Regions from separate parts of the Homo sapiens genome. Here region 1 is linked to region 2. A link is a loop called in an ENCODE intact Hi-C map of the cell type or tissue named here. Cell type or tissue: heart right ventricle. All regions are shown on one strand. Links, peaks and the distances in the headings refer to the core of each region. The heading gives the core; the rest is flanking DNA. Region 1 overlaps BBS9 (Bardet-Biedl syndrome 9). Region 2 has its middle 9.6 kb from the start of FLJ20712.

The links. Hi-C counts contacts between places; a loop is a spot of excess contacts. Peaks named below come from ENCODE experiments on the same cell type or tissue, not always from the same donor. Only the 100,000 strongest peaks of a DNase experiment are listed, where the experiment ranks them.
Region 1: it touches region 2 in a loop (2.2-fold over the local background); 2 of 110 quality-filtered maps call a loop at or near these places.

The regions. Positions count from the first base shown.
Region 1 is chr7:33,439,935-33,447,934 of GRCh38, forward strand. The region is part of intron 19 of BBS9 (Bardet-Biedl syndrome 9); the gene reads left to right. Among named protein-coding and RNA genes, the nearest start is that of FLJ20712, 280 kb to the right of the region's middle. In heart right ventricle, for the core only: no CTCF peak of the experiment used is centred there; a DNase peak (open chromatin) is centred at 4,792.
Region 2 is chr7:33,711,759-33,720,969 of GRCh38, forward strand. No RefSeq gene overlaps it. Among named protein-coding and RNA genes, the nearest start is that of FLJ20712, 9.6 kb to the right of the region's middle. In heart right ventricle, for the core only: a CTCF peak has its summit at 5,034 (motif pointing right); a DNase peak (open chromatin) is centred at 7,413; H3K27ac peaks cover 442 bases; H3K27me3 peaks cover 286 bases.

The DNA.
Region 1 (8,000 bases), core at 1-8,000, 270 kb before region 2:
GGCAAGTGAGTCAACCTTAGTGTTTGGGTTTTGCGTGAGATGCTTGTCTAGAGCAGTACACTGTATACCAGGAGAAATTTGATATGAAATAAGGTAATGTTTCCTTGCAGTGTGATGCAAAAAGGCTTAGACGTTAGGGCTGGCGGTTTTCCAGCTTTGTGATCATGGAAAAGACACTTATGAAAACTCTTGATCTTGGAAAAGACTCATAAAAATTCTAAGCCATAGTTCCATCCATTGAAGGTTGGAAATAATAAAGCTTATCTCATAGAGTTGTGTAATTTAACTTATTTGAAGGTGCATTGTAAGTTATAACGTACCATACAAATTTGAGATATTAGTGTTATCAATATTTTTCTAAATGATGCCTAACATTCTTTTGGTCTCTTTTGCCCTCATCAGTACATGGTATATGTTCTTAGTTCAGCACAGAGTAACAGTCATCCCTATTTTCTTACTGGCTTTTGTTTTCTAAAGAAAGGGTAGTTTTAAATATTCATAAATGCATGACAGCTGGGGGCATTCCTTTTAACAGATAAAATTTATTAAATATGCAATGGTGCTTGGTGGGGATGCTACTGTGTAGCACATGGAAGGTCATGGGCCACAGCTTACAATTTTGAGGGGCTGCACTCAGGTTTATTGAGGCAGTGCTTAAAGGTTTGAGGTCAAGAAAGGGAAGCTGCCAGAATTTTGAATTTCATTCCTAAACAAGTCATTTATTAAGAACCTAAAAACGTACTGAATCACAGCACATTAAGTTAGTTGATGTTGGACATAGGGAATTTTTGAATATGGAAAAATTTCAGAGTCCATCAGTATACCATTGCACGAGGTAGCCCAAGCTCATATGAAGCATAAGATCTAGTGCATGGTGTATGCCATTTAGCAGTGATATAATTTATAATTTAATAAATGGGCATGATCAACAGCAATAGAAGTTAGAAGAATGGTTGCTTTTGGGGAGGGAGAGGCATTAACTAGAAAAAGAAATGTGAGAACTTTGAAGGGTGATAGAAATATTCCATATTTTTAGTGGGGTATTGGTTATACAGGTAGATATATTTGTCAGAATTCATTGAACTGAGAACTTAAAATCTGTGCATTTTCCGAACACTTCAACAGAAATAATAAAATAAGAAAAATGTTTAAATGGAAAAAATTACTAAGCATGAAAGCAATAATCGAGTGGATATAGATTGTTATATAACAAGTAGAATATCTAATTGTGAGAGAAAGCAGAGTAAAAGAATCATCAACATAGGCTGGAGTGGAGTCAATCCAGGAATGCTCCCTATTTGTGTGTATGAGCTGGGTTTTGGGGAAAGGATGAGCTGTAGATGGCCAAAAAAAAAAAATAAAATAAAAGGGTGGGGAGAAAGGTCTTTCAATCTTTCAAATCTTGGAAACCATATCCCCAAGGGCTCAGACAGAGCAGGATGCAAACTGAGGCGAGACGCTAGATTGATTTGCAAAAAATATTTAATATTCATTTTTTATGTTCATTGTTTTAATTCATCTATTCATAAAATGAAAATCACAATAATACCTTGTGGAAACTTAATTCATCATTTAATGATATTTTGGATTATTACTACATAAATTATGTCTATTTCTTTAGAATGTTCTTTCTGAGATCTTGAGCATTCTGGTTAATAACACATGAAGCTTGAAAACCCACATTTGCACTTATATTTATAATATCTCTATTAAATCAGGAAGTTAATGTTTGCATGGTTGTTAACCCATTTAATTGCAACTAATGTATGCTTTCATGACTTTTGTTTTATCTCATTACCTTTTTGATTTGATTTCTTTCCTAAGAATCCATTATGAGGACTTGGACTCTTGTGGAGCTCAGAAAGTTTAGGATGTGTTAAAGGAATTCCTTTTATAGGTTATCTCAAAGATTGCCCATCAATTACAGCAATGTTTTCAACCATCCCTGGCATATACTTTTTTTTTTTTTTTTCCCGAGACAGAGTCTTACTTTGTCACCCAGGCCAGAGTGCAATGGCATGATCCTGGCTCACTGCAGCCTCCACCTCCTGGGTTCAAGCCGTTCTTTTGCCTCAGCCTCCCCAGTAGCTGGGACTACAGGCACCCGCCACCATGCCTGGCTAATTTTTGTATTTTTAGTAGAGACAGGGTTTCACCATGTTGGGCAGGCTGGTCTCAAACTCCTGACCTTAGGTGATCCGCTCACGTTGGCCTCCCAAAGTGCTGGGATTATAGGTGTGAGCCACCGTGCCTGACTGCTGGCGTATGCTTCTAAGAAATTTCCACTTTCAGTCAGTTTGACAGTTGAATCCATGAACACTTGGTCTAAACGCCCTTGATACTAATTATCATATTATGTTTGCCAAAGACCAGGAAAGAGATTTAGATAACAATATTTTGCATAATTCAGGCTGTAAAATAAATCATAGAGAATGAGCAGTGTGGTTTGTGGTGTGTAAGTTGTTTGTAGAATACAGATATGAACTTTTAAAAATAAATGTTCTCAAGAAAGTATCAGTGGCATGTATTTGAAGTACTTTGGAAACATTTCATCAAATTATTACGTTTGTAGTGGAATTGAGGGGTGAACATTAATAATGTTAGAAAGTGTTTTTTAAAATAGTAAGCTAAAGTTTTACAATTGATTAAAATGGAAGCAAGTGCATTCTGATCTGACAAATTATTACTTTCTTCTGATTGAGAAAGAAAAGCTAATTAGCACCTCACAAATCAACAGTGATGATGGGAAGCTCCACTATAAATGTGCCAAGTATAAGGATTATTGTTCCTCAAAGAAGGTGTATGCATTAAGCATAATGTGATCACCTTTTTTTTGGTCTCATTAGCTTGGTGTTTATCAGATTTCTTTAGTTAACCCAGGTCTGCTTATAGTTATAAGCAGCCATTACCTGCATTGGTCCTTGTCCAATTTTCACACTGTGTAAATATAGACAGAAAGAAAAAAACACTCCTTAGAAATAGCTTTGAAAACTGAGGAAGTCTATTGGAAACATAAAGCATATTTGGCATCTTATATGTCATGTATGAAAAGTTAATGGACTTGGTTTTTATGACTGGCTTATGGAATCGGTCTCATTATTGTACTGTCACACCTTGTATATGGCTAAATGGGTAGATCATGTACTCATTTCTGTGAAAAATTATGACTACTTTGTAGTAGAACTGGCACCATTACCAAGAATTTATGAATTGGAGATTGATTTTGGTAAAAATGGAACTTGTTTTAAGCCAAATATCTTAAAACCCAAACCCTTCAATCCTAACTGTTCATGAGAATGACTTGATTTTTGTTTGATAGAAAGATGGAAATGGAAAAGGAGACTTGCTTGTCATTATGTCTGCTTGTTCATAAAGAGAAATCTGGAAAAGTTAATTCCTTCATATTCTGAGACGTAGCTAGTGGAGGACTAATTTTGTCACTGGGATTCTCTTAAATCCAGATATGCTGTCTTTCATGCCCTTCACTCCCACCGGGAAACCCCTATATTTTTCTTCCCTATGGACTCCATGCTTTAAAAATTGTCTCTCAAGGACAATATATCAATTGTACATGCTTTTATTAATACTGCATAGAACTGCATGTAAAATTGTTTGATCAGTGTGAAATAATTGCTACAAAGAGACTTGACATTTTGCTTTACTTTGGAATCCCTATTACACATAAGCGTGCAGTTTTTGTAATAAAAAAGATGAAAATAACTTGTTGATCTTCTATTGTACCTGTAAGAAGTTCATCTTGGCATTCTCTTGTAGTCTTAGCAAGCATGGATTTGTAATCACGCCAAAATGGGTTACATATGACACCAGACCCCTTCTGTGTGACCATGAATTATAACTTTTAAAAAATTACTTTACTTGAGACAAGTTTAAGGCAATAAAGTGAATGCCTGAGAAAAGAAGTCATCAGTGGGAGTTTATGAGTTACCGAAACAGGGAGCTCAAACTGTGCTCACCACAGTAGAATAGTTTTAAAAATCAGTGAAGGTGTTTGAATTGATGAGCTGTTTGAATTGGTCCTCTGACCTCTGAAATGACCTTTCCCATTACCTCCTCAGGTTTGAAGGATAATTGCTCTCCTCTTCTTTCCCCCTGAGGCAACCCTAGCCAGAATTTCAACTTTGCCTTTTGAAGGGTGATACCTGTGGTGCAGCATATTGGGTCAGGATATGACCTTGCACATCTGTATTTCACTAGACCCTCAGAATAGAGATGCCCACCACTGTTGCTGTCTTAGATGGGGGCTTAGAGAAGTGCTTCCCCAAATCCAAATCATTCTGCATCTTGATACCTCAAGGATCATTCTCTATTCTTAAACTGTTTCTTTATTGTCAGTTTTGAAGAACGGTAACTCTATTAGGGAGATAAAAATGAAAAAAGTTATTTGGAAGTAGTCACTAAATATGATTAGTTATTTTACATGATATAGATTATTTTAAATTTTTCTGTTTTCCAATGTGGTTAACTACTGTATTAAGCACTTCTGGAGCTGCCATAATGAACAGCTTAATCAGTTCATATAAATTTGTTGTGTACTGCTAAGGACTTTAATTGGAAATATAATAAATCTTTTAAGTAAGGACTAGTCATTATAGAAAGCTGATTTGCAATAGTTAAATGTTCACATTATACTAAAATGAGATATAAACACTCTTTTGTAGCATGTTATTACAACACACAGATGTCTTGGCTCCAAAGAACGTGTACTAAATGAGTGCTGCTTGGATTTATGCCAGGGTCAAGGCTTAGTGATCTTAAGTAAGAGCCCAGAACATCGCATGATGGGAGGTCAACTAACTGCTTTTTATTCTAGGAGCTCTAGCTCATGCTTTGGAGTCTGTCGCTGGTGGAGAGGACATGCCCAGTATAATCTATTCTCCCTGCTCACAACTGAAGACAAAGCCTTATCAATATATGCAGACCTTAAAATACAGTTGAAAATTTTGCGAAAGCTCTTATTTTAGGGCAAGTAGTGGCTGGTTTAGTTGCTTCCAAAATGGCTGGATTGTCCATAATTTTCAGCTGTCTAGGGAAGTTGGGAGGGCAGAGTGCATCTTTCCCCGCATTTAGAAAAATAGTACATGTATGTTGAGGGGAAGTGAGTGGAGAAAGGAGAGGAAGAAGAAGAGGAACAAGGCTGTACAATAAGTTACATCCCTAGGTCACATTTTAAATTTTGATGGAACCGGTCTCTCTTGGAGAATCTGTGTAAGGACCTACATCCTGTAGGAGGAAGCAGAGCCTGGGTTTTCAGGCCTTTAAGCATTGACTAACTGCTGAATGCAAATGCTAGCGGAGATTGAACTGTGCTAATATTCCTATTAGAACTGTTATTATTTTAGCTAATGCTCTGATTACAGAATTGCATAAGTTTTGAGTGCTCTGCTCATAATCCCTTTTCCCTCATAAGCCCTGTTATTTTCATAGCAATTTTGCAAAACATGAAGTTTTGCAGGAACACATGTATTGCATTTATGTCAGAAATGCCAGTACATCATGGTAAATATCTACTTAGTAAACTACTTGTATGTTGATGCATAAAGTTAAATTTTATAATAAGACCTCAGTGACCAGATTGAGAAATTGAGGTATAAAAAGTTTGTGTTGTCCTCCATTAGTTGGAATGTTCTCTGTTTATTAAACTGCTTATCACATTGTTGAAACTATTTTAATCCATCTAAATGATATTGATATGGTTTGGCTGTGTCTCCGCCCAAATCTCATCTTGAATTGTAATCCCCATAATCCCCATGTGTTGAGGGAGGGACCTGGTGGGAGGTGATTGGATCATGGGGGCAGTTCCCCCATGCTGTTCTCGTGATAGTAAGTTCTCATGAAATCTGGTGGTTTTATAAGCATCTGGCATTTCTCCTACTTGCACTTCTTTTTTTCCTGCCACCATGTGAAGAAGGTTTTGCTTCCCTTTCACCTTCCACCATGATTTTAAGTTTCCTAGGGCTTCCCCAGCCATGTGGAACTGTAAGTCAGTTATACCTTTCTTTATAAATTACCCTGTCTCAAGTAGTATCATTAGAGCAGTGTGAAAACGGACTAATACAGATATTAATAGATTTTTGAAGCAGAAAATGTATAATTGTATTATCATTCTTTCAAGTAATATATTAAGAACAAAAACTCCAAGCTTAAATTTATTTGATTTGAGAGTGAGAGATCTAAAATATGGTTCCTTAAGATTAAAATAGCAACAGCAACAACAAAACTCTTTCATCATGGAATCATAGTCACAACACTTTACAGGTGAGTAAAGGAGGCCTTAAAAATTCAGTCTTTGAGAGCAAAGAGAATAATTTACTAGAGCCAAAAGTTCCTGTGCTTCTATGTCTAATATTAAGGTACAATTCTTAGTCCATAGTATTGCCATTTGGTTAATATCTTGATAGTAAATATTAAGTTAACATTTAATTATTAAGCAATATTATTAATTAAACCAAATGTTAAATCTGTTTTTTTTGAAAAAGCTTGAAATTCCCTTACAATGTAAGATGTCATAACTTCATTATATCAAGTCTAAAAGCAGGCAAACATGAGGTATCAATTTCACACCTGCCTATTGCCATGATCAAACAACCTATCTAAAAGAGAATGAGGCCTTCATTTAAGGTTTATTTAAAGTTGGAAGCTTGGTATTTGCCCCAGAAAAGGTAGAAAGTGATTAAATGAGAAAGCAGCTTAATTCTTGCCATTTTCATTGTCTTATCTGCAGTTCTTTCATTCATCAAAGATGAGACAACATTTTTCATGGTCAGCCTATTCACTAACATGCTATGGAGTGAGTAGTGAGCAATATTAGCGAAAGAAATTGGGTTGTTTGCTTTTCCATTTCCTTTGTCTGAAGCACACCAATCCCCAATTCGATTCTGATGTTGAGCACTTCAGAGGGCTTCCGGCTGGCATCTGGACAAAGCCTGAATATGTGGAGAACAGATTCAGTCTGAGTTGACTGCTAGGCTCATTTCACCCTAGATTGGCTAAAGGTGGCAAGTTCTGCCACCAAGAGAAGGTTTAATAGTTTAGATAGGTGGGAAAGAAACTAATGAATTTATATGATAATCAAAGAAGTATGTTACATTATTGAAGGATCAGGCCTTAGAAGCATCCATCCAAAGGCCATGCAAGTATTTTTAGGATTGTGTTTCTTACACATTATCATGGAGGAAGAAATAGGAAAACAAAGTTTGTTAAAGATGTGCAAGAAGAAACAAACCAGAATATACCACTTTTTCCTGATTGGTAGTGTTCTCCCTTCACTTCTAGGCCAGATGGCCCCAGATTGATATCACAACAAGAGGCTTGAGATCCACAATTAATTACGGAAGCTGCGGGGAAGCAATCATAGTGGGCACCTCTCAAAGAAATAGATGTCAGAGGAAGACAGTTTGGTTAGACCTAGGATTTCAGAGGACAAACTCATTACACTGAGCATTTGCAGTACTTAATACATTAAGTAATAACAAATAATCAGCCTTTTTAGGAGTCATGGCTTCAGTGGACTTTGAATAGGCTTTGAATATTGTCCTGACATTAAAAAATTTGCATATAGAAGTTTTAGATCTGATTTAATGCTTGTTAGGTTAGTCATCCAACTGTTTCCAAAAAGACTTTTTAAAATACGTATCTGCTACTAGAAATATTTAGTGTTGATTTAGAGAAGTTTACTATCAGGGTGTTAAATATTTATTTGATGCCTGCGGAATGATTAGGTTAATGATCTGAGAAGGCTGCTATGGGTCGTGTATCTGTTACAGAATTCCTGTGATTTTAAAATCACACAAATGCTGACTTTTGATGGCTTTTGCCCTTGGTATATAGCAGGTTATTTTTGGAAAGTTCCAAACAATTAAAGAATTAGAGCTGATTTCAATGAATAAGGAAAGATGGATATATGTTGTTCAGGTTCTGTGGGTTGCCTACATGTTATCTAATTTCATTACTAGCAGGACTCCACTTTTGTTTGAGAAGTA
Region 2 (9,211 bases), core at 469-8,468:
GAGCCCTGTGACCCTGGGGGACTGAGAGCTTTGCTGGAAATCCTGCTGATTAGACCATGGGTGCTGGGATCTACTGTCAGCTTCCTACTTACTCTGCATCCCATCTTGGCAGCCTCCACATTTGTCAGCAGGGATGTTTGTTTAATAGGTCAACGACACAGTCCCCAGCCCTGGGACAGCTTCTGAGAATACATTAGCAGGAAATACAATGGCAAATCCAGTCCAAGATATGGTGAGGTGCAGGCCCATGTCACCCTGACTTTCTTTGTAAACCCTTCCAGCATCTGTGTAGAAACTTCCTTTATTTCTTTACTTCTCAACTCACTGTGATCCAATGTAAAGAACCTAAGGTTTGGCGTCAAACAAGCTCGTATTTACATCCCTGATCTTCCACTGATAGAGCTATAATTTTGTCCAAATTACATAATCTAGTAATTGAGCCTCAGTTTCCCAGTGAGGGAAATGGGCCCAATAAAATTGTGACATAGGTTGCTGTGAGGACTCGAGGAGACAATGGATGGCACACATCTAGCACAATTCCTTCCTGTTGAAGGAAGCACCTCAACACATATTTCCCCTTTTTTCATGCTCAACCTTAAGCATTACTTTTCATTCTGTATTCTTCCCCGTAAAGTTCAAAGCCTCCCTCTTAGACTATACTCATAACCTGCCAGTCAGACCGTAAGTGAAGGGGGTAGAGATGGACTAAAATTTGAAAGTAAATAAATTTTTTAAAATGTGCCTAAGAATTCATCACTTATGGATTTGTCTTAAAAAATAATAATTGGGGAACAAGGAGACATACACAAGAATAGTAAGTTATAAGTACATACGTATAAATATATACTTAGGTAGCAACATTATGTTAATAGTTGATATTTCTATTTATTTAGTCAGATACTACACCAAAGGCCATACATGCATTTTCTCATTTAATTCAACCATTTTTTTTAAAGGCACCAAAACATCATACAAACAATATTCTCATCCTTCTCCTTCAAACACAATTTTGAAGTTGATGAGTATCTTTTACAGCCATTTTATAACTTTGCTGCATATCCATGAACCATATGTAGTGGACAAAATAATAATGTTTTCTGTGTTTTTAAGATTTATACAGATGCTATTATACTATATATTTTCTTCTCCAACCTGATCTTTGGCATCAACAGTGTATTTTAGAGATTTATCCATGTAGTTCTAGTTTATTCATTAAAACTATGATATAATATTCCACTAGATAAAAAACACTCCTATTTATCAATTCATTCTTCTGTTAATGAAAAATTAGCTTATTTCCAAATTTATACTCTTCCAGGCAGTTATTCAATTACTATTCTTCTGTATGTTTGTTCCCGGATTATTATTTTTAAGATAAATCCCTAAGTCATGAACTACTGGGCACATTTTAAAGACTTTTGTTATCTACCAACAAATTTTACTCCAAGCCCACCACCTTCATTTATGGTCCTATTAGCAGTTAATGAGAATGTCTATTTCTCCACATCCTTGCTAATGTTATATATTGTAATTCATTTTAATTTTTGCTGATCTAATAGATAAAAACAAATTAAAAACAAAAAGCTAGCATCTCATTGTTTTTTTTTTTGTTGTTGTTGTTTTTGAGACAGAGTCTTGCTCTGTCGCCCAGGCTGGAGTGCAGTGGCATGATCTCAGCTCATTGCTAGCTCCACCTCCCGGGTTCACGCCATTCTCCTGCCTCAGCCTCCTGAGTAGCTGGGACTACAGGCGCCCACCACAGTGCCTGGCTTATTTTTTGTATTTTTAATAGAGACGGGGTTTCACCGTGTTAGCCAGGATGGTCTTGATCTCCTGACTTCGTGATCCACCCACCTCGGCCTCCCAAAGTGCTGGGATTACAGGCGTGAGCCACTGCGCCCGGCCACATCTCATTGTTTTAATGTTAATGTCTTTGATAAGGATGGGACTGAATGTCTATCGATGTACTTATTGGCCATTTGTCGTTTTTGTTTTGTGCATTGCTTATTCACATCTGTCCTGTTATCTTTACAAATATGTTGTCCAATTTGCCATTAATTTTTTGGCTTGGTGGTGATTTTTATCCTACAAAACTTTTAACTTTAAAAAAATGGTCAAATATATCAATATTTTCAACTGGAACTTTTAATTTTTTTAGTCACTGAGCTCTGTTCAATTATTATAAACTCTGCAGTTAGACCTGCTATGTGAAAGACACCAAGGGTCACAAATAATAGGCAGTTATGGCCTCAAAAGGAATTTATAATTTAGTTGTGGGACAAGATATTCAAATAAAACTATAGTCAATAACACAAGCTGTCTATGATGAGTGTCAACACTTGGCACAAAAAATAGGTGATTTCACTTTGGCTATCAGGAAACAGAGCAAGCAGCACAAGTGAATGCTGAATCACGGTGACCAGATTCGCTTAGGCGACTCCTGGAAATGCGGAATATTAGGCATGGAATAGTCCTGAGACCCACCTAATCCAATCCCTCCATTTAATATAAAAACACGCATTTTCAGAGGTGACTGCCCCCACACCCAGCAGCGGCACCAGCCCCCGCCAGGTGCTCTCCTAAGTGCCCTCAAGGTGGGTGCCTGAGTCCATCTCCTCCCCAGGCTCTTTCTGCTGCAGCCCTAGCACTGGGAGAGGCTGCCATGTGAGCTGCCATGGAGATCCCAGCGACACCTGTACTAGAGCTCTGGCTGCTGGGTCTAGGGGCCCTGGCTGTCTGGCCCTGCTCCTGCTGTTCCTTTTCCTCCTGCTCCTCCTCCTCCTGCTCCTTCTCCTCCTGCTCCTTCTCCTCCTGCTACTCCTCCTTCTCTTTCTCCTCCTCCTGCTCCTCATCCTCCTGCTCCTCATCCTCCTGCTCCTCTTCCTTCTGCTCCTTGTCCTCTTCTTGCTCCTCTTCCTCCTCCTGCTCCTCCTCCTCCTGCTCCTCCTCCTTCTGCTCCTCTTCCTCCTCCTGCTCCTCCTCCTCTTTCTCCTCCTCCTCCTGCTCCTTCTCCTTCTCTTTCTCCTCCTCCTGCTCCTCGTCCTCCTGCTCCTCTTCCTTCTGCTCCTCCTCCTCCAACTCTTCTTCCTCCTCCTGACCCTTGTTCTCCTGCTTCTCCTCCTTCTGCTCCTCTTCCTCCTCCTGCTCCTCCTCCTTCTCTTTCTCTTCCTCCTCCTGCTCCTCCTCCTCTTTCTCCTCCTCCTTTTGCTCCTGCTTATCCTCCTCCTCCTGCTACTCCTCCTGCCCCTCCTGTTCTTCCTCCTCCTCCTCCTTTTGCTCCTCCTGTTCATCCTCCTGCTTCTCCTGCTCCTGCTCCTCCTGCTTCTCCTCCAGCAGCTCCTCCTCCTCCTGTCCTCGCTTTTTCTTCATCTTTGTCTTCTTTTCGTCTTCCCTCTCTTTTTCTTTTGAAATCACTATGGACCACAATAAGTTGTCACAGTAGTGCAGAGGTCCCGAGTACCTATCATCCAGTTTCCCCCAATGATGACTTCTTACATCATGAAGCAAGGACATTGATTGGCTCCAGATCATCAACTGGATTACAGCTCTTACTCTTATTTCACCAGTGTTCACATCCGCTCATTTTTGTATATTTTTGTATCTAATTCCATGATGTTTTATCACATATATAGATTCGTATAATTACCACCACATCAAGTTCCAGAGCTATGCTGTCACTATGGGGGAAAGCACCTTGTATTCCTCCTTGTAGTCACATGCTCCTCCTCTTTTCTATGCACTAGCAACCACTCCCCTGCACTCCATCTCTACAGCAATGCCATTTTGAAAATGCTATATCAGTGGAATCATGCAGTGTGTAATCTTTTGAGATGGGCTTTTCTTCACTTAGCATAATTCCCTTGAGCTCCATCCAAGTTGTTGCATGTATCAACAGTTCGTTCCTTTTTTGTTGCTGGGTAGTATTCCATGGTATGGATGCACCACACTTTGTGTTACCATTCACCAGTTGAAATTTGGGTTGTTTTCAGGTTTTAGATATTTATGTATATAAAGCTGCATGAGTCATATAACTGGCTGAATACATTTAAATGAATATCAGTCATGCAGATCTTTTAGAAATGAGCTCTCTGAATCTTAGTTAATAGAACAATATACATATTTCAAGGAGAGGTCTTTCCTACCTACCTACTTCAGAGGTTTCTTAAAGGGGTGTCTGCAAAACTGACCATCTCCAGTTCACCCCTCTGATATCTTCCTATGATTTCCAGACTTATATTTAGGAAGACCAAGGCTGGTCCTTTTCTGTTAGAAGTCACCTGTCTGAAAAAATTCTAGCTACCAAAATTGGTCATCGGCTAAGTTCATTTTCACCTTGGAGCCATTGTAAATCTTCACCTTGTCCTATTGCCTTCGAACCACTCTCTGACATTATGATCCTCATTGATTTGTTCCCTTGTTTGTTGACTGCCCCATGAGAGCTTCATAAGAGGTAGACTTTGCCTTGTTCTCTGCTATTCCCTAGTTTACAATTGAAGGGCCAGACACGGGACAGGTGTATAATAATGTTTGTGAATAAATGTGTTAGTGAATTCTATCTTCAATACAGAAAAGAGATTTGTAAAAGCTCTCCCCAAAAGACTGGATTTAAGTAAATATAAATAGAGCTTGCCAAATAAATAGAGTGAAGGGAAACCATTCCAGGGCTTGGACTTAGAAAGCCTGAGTCAGAACTTCAGCTCTGCCTCTTACTGTCTTGGTATCTGTAGGAACTGATCTAATTTCTTTGCCAAAGTCATCTCATTTGCAACATCACCTTCTTCACAAGATAACTGTGATGCTCAAGTAAGTCAGTTTGTGTGAATGTACTTTGTAAGACACTAAAGTGCTGTATAAATCTAAGGGATTCTTATTGCCATGGTTATCACCTCCTCCTTCTCTCTCCTGCTTCCCTCCTTCTCCTTCATCATCATTTTCACCATCATCATGACCATCTGCACCCTTGGAAGGATAAAAAGCATCCAGGCAACTGCAAATATGAAATCTTGGCATTCTTATGACATTCCAGCCAGTAGAGGGCAACAGTTCCTACCTGCTAAGTACAATGTCTTTAAACATCAAGTTGAAATATGCATGGCAACTTATGATCATTTATATGTCTTTATTTTTAAAGGAAACACGCTCATCCACCCTAATCATTCTTCCATTCAGCAATTCCTTCCCAGTATTTTTGTTCAGTACATTGCCTTAGCACAAACCTCTTAGAAATGTCTGGCTGCTGTGAAAGAAAGTGATTTTATTTACTTATTATTTCAATGGGATTTGCATTCTTGTCCTCCCTTCCTGGTTGCCTGGGTGAGATGCAGTGCAAAATTTGGCTCAGGAGTGATGATACAAGCATGCTTCTCTTTTCTTGACACTGGCATTAGAAGATAGTGTAATTGCTTGTGTTTGATTAGGTTCTCTGAGAATTCTGTCACTCTTTGAGGTGATTCCTATATTCCCTCCTTGCTAGACTGTCGCTGTGTGTATTTCACCCTAGGACTGGTGGAGAGAGTTGTTAAGCTGACCTCTGGAGTCTATCTGGTACAGTCTGACTTCCCCACAGTGTGTATCAGCAGGCAGGTCATTGGTGTAGGGACAGACAGACTGGGAAGTTGCTGAGGCACTTTACTCCAGAAAGTAAGGGCAGCTGGGTTTTTTTCTTTTCTGTCTCTGGTTCTTGAATCAGGATGGATTTTTGATATACTGCTTAACCCTGCTGCCAGGGGACCCACCAGGGTAAAGCAGCACCCACACCTCAGGATAAGCAGAAAGAAAGAGATACACAAGGTAGCCCAGTTTTTTCCATTTAACAAAAGCCAGCTGGGGAATAATCAAATATTAACATTTGCTTACTCACTTTAAAGAGGATGGTGTTTGTTTCATCACAGGGTAGAGAGGGGTGGCTGTGCCGTCCTGGAATGCTTTTTTTTTTTGAGATGGAGACTCACTCTGTTGCCAGGCTGGAGTGCAGTGGCGTGATCTCGGCTCACTGCAACCTCCATCTCCTGGGTTCAATCAATTCTCCTGCCTCAGCCTCCCGAGTAGCTGGGATTACAGGCATGTGCCGCCACACCTGGCTAATTTTTTTGTCTTTTTAGTAGAGATGAGGTTTCACCATATTGGTCAGGCTGGTCTCGAACTCCTGACCTTGTGATCCGCCCACCTTGGCCTCCCAAAGTGCTGGGATTACAGGCATGAGCCACCGCACTCGGCCAATACTTCTTTTTTTGATGGAACTCTATTAACCTTAGCTTCACACCAGCCCCTTTTATTAAGGAGAACACCATGATATTTAAACAAGAATGTTTACACATTTGAGTATCAGTCATTCACTCACTTATCCCATGTCTATAGAAAGCCTACTATACCCTGGAGTTAGAGATTCAAAATGAGAAAAAACCAGGACCCTTCCTTGGAATAACTCCCAGTCTCTGGGGGATACCAATGTAGGTCATTAATGTTTACAGAGGAGTAGGTGGTGTAACCCAGCCAAGAGCACAGGGCCATGGCAGCTCAGTGGAAACGGTGGTTTGCTCTACCAGCCAGAGGCTTCTAAGGAAACACCATTGGAGCTGTGTCTATGCAGTATGAGGCATGTTTTGGGGTGAATTTTTATCTTGTTTTACTCCCTAAACAATCTTGGATCATATCTATAGGAATGCTGACTGGGAAGGATACAGTAAATTCTGATTATCATTCCCCATCCAAGTCTCACCCAGTTTCACCTGGTGTACGTTGTGATTAGGTTTGGCAGTAGCGAGTTCGTGACCACGTTGTGACGTGCTGGCATATACTTCCTGAGAGTTAAGGATGGGAAGCCAGATCTTTACTTTAGGGCACCTTTGGGAAAATGCCAGCTTGGCCAAGCCGAGAAATAACAAACTTTTTTTTTTTTTTTAAGTAGAGACCATACTCACTTCTCCCCAGGACAGGGCATGCCTCTTAATATTTTGCCATGATGGCTTTGGGGCCACTAAGAAAAAGTGCTGATGTAGGGAGAGGACACTGCAAGCTTCAGATCGAAGGGGCCCTGCCCCAGGGAAAAAACCTCAACTTTTCCACTGAAGCTCTATGTGACTGTAGGTCATTTATCTTGACTTCTCTGGAGCCATAATGTCCTGTATACTGATTTGGTCCTTTTGCAAAGCATCGCCTTCTCAGTGATGATTCCCAGGATATCTCTAAGAAAGTTTTAAAGGCAAAGGCCTTCTTGCACCTTGCATCCTCTGTAACTCTGAGCCTGCTCTGCGGAGTAGTGGGTATTGGGCTGCTACTCCTTGGTGGGGAAAGCAAACAGGCTGACACATCAGCAGAGTGACCAAAGCTGCATACCCTCCAAGATGTGATCCAGCCTGGAGCAGAGCCTGGCCCCAGGGACTGCACAGCCCACACTCCTAGGCTTGGAACATTTCAGACTCATGCTGACTTGGCTCTGGAGCTGGCTGTAGCCAGCTGGGACACTGAACCATTTGCTTGTTCTGTTGACAGCCCAGAAGAACTGGAGCCCTTTGCCTGTGGGTGAAGTCTAAATTTAGCCCCAAAGAAGTTGCCTTCCCATTTTGCTGGAGAAAAGCTCTTTTCACGGGAATGGGCCTCTGCTTTGATTAAGTGGGAGGACCCACATCTGGGAATACATAAACTTTATTGTCCTTGGATGACAAAACGGTTTCCTTGCCTACTGGTTTTCCGCCTTTTTAGCCTGGGGTGTGATCATCTGTGCTTATGACTGTGTTGGCCGGGGCAAGTCATTTGGCTGTGGCCAGGGCTCCCGATCCTGAGCCTAAGCTGGAGTCAACACCTGGGGATGTTGTCTTGTCCCCACTTCACCTCCTGAGGCCCAGCTCTGTAAGTGCAGATGTGACAGAGAGCAGGAGTCTGGGTCTCTGTGAATGATCCTGGGAGAACATGAGGCCCAGGTTTGTACCCCTTTGGACCAGATCCTGGTATGGCAGGAGGCCTGAAACATCCCAGGGCTTTTCTGTAAGGCTTCAGGGTCCAAGGTCCCAGTGCACACCCTGAGCCCATGCTAGAGTGAACACAAGAGTTCCATCTTGAAAAGACACCAGCCCTAAGGGGTTCATTGGGAAAGGCTTCTAGAACCCCTCCTGGCCCAGAATAGGCCCCTTCAGTGATTCCTCGCCCTAGAACCCCCCTGCCATTTTCATCTTGTTTGAATACTTTGGGGAGTTGTTGAGTGAATATTCTCTTAAAAGTCAGTTCTCCTAGGGCACGTTCAGATCCCTTTGGATCAATGTTTCCTTTGTTGTTCAATGATGCAGGATCTGGTTACCTTGTCCATGTAAGAACTTCTGAAATGTAAGGCAAAGAGCACTGGACCTGGATTCAGAACAACTGGGTTGCTGGGTGGTCTGGCTTTATTGCTTATTAGTGGTATGACATTGGGCAAGGTACCTTCTCCAAGCATCTGTTTCCTTGTCTGGAAAATGGCAGTAATAAGACCATATTCACAGCTTTGCTGTCAGCAACAAGTGAGAAGATGTTACACATTTTCAAATGCTCTTTGTAAAAGTAGATTGCATTCTCTACTAAGTAATCTTGGCTGGTAGCAAATGTTTGCTTGGATTTAACTAGTTCCTTCCACCGCATGGAAATCTCTTTTCTCTCAAAGAGTACCCTAAAGGACACTGGGCGCTTATTAGATCAAGGGAACTCCTGCTTTGTTTGGACCTTCTGTTTCCACTTTTGTTTTCTCTCTTGAATCTCACTTTGTTTTCCGAAGAATGATGGTGAGGCGGATCAAGATGTCATAACCTTTTGGATTGGTTCAGCAGATGTTTTGCTCAATATCCATAAGCAGATTCTATCTGGCCTATCTTTATAGTTCAGTTTCTTGATCTGTAGAATGGATACCACACCCATAAGCAGGTCTTGAGAAATGATGTAGTGGGAACTCAGAAAGGCAAACTGTAATCATTTCAATGCTGTGGTCATTATACAAGTCTAGCATATTTTCTGATCAGAACCTAGCATTTGGCCATGTTTCCATGCTCTTCTGCACAACACTCAACAGTAAATATGCAGTATCAAGTTTTCCCATTTAATAAGAATTCATGGGATAGAAAGCAATTAGGCTAGGTCTAAAAGAAATTAGGCTCTGGCCAAGGAAGAATTGGAGGGATACCCTCTTGCTGTAATTTTCCAGGATGCCCTGGACATCCCCAGAAGTCATTAGTATGGAAAGATCTCA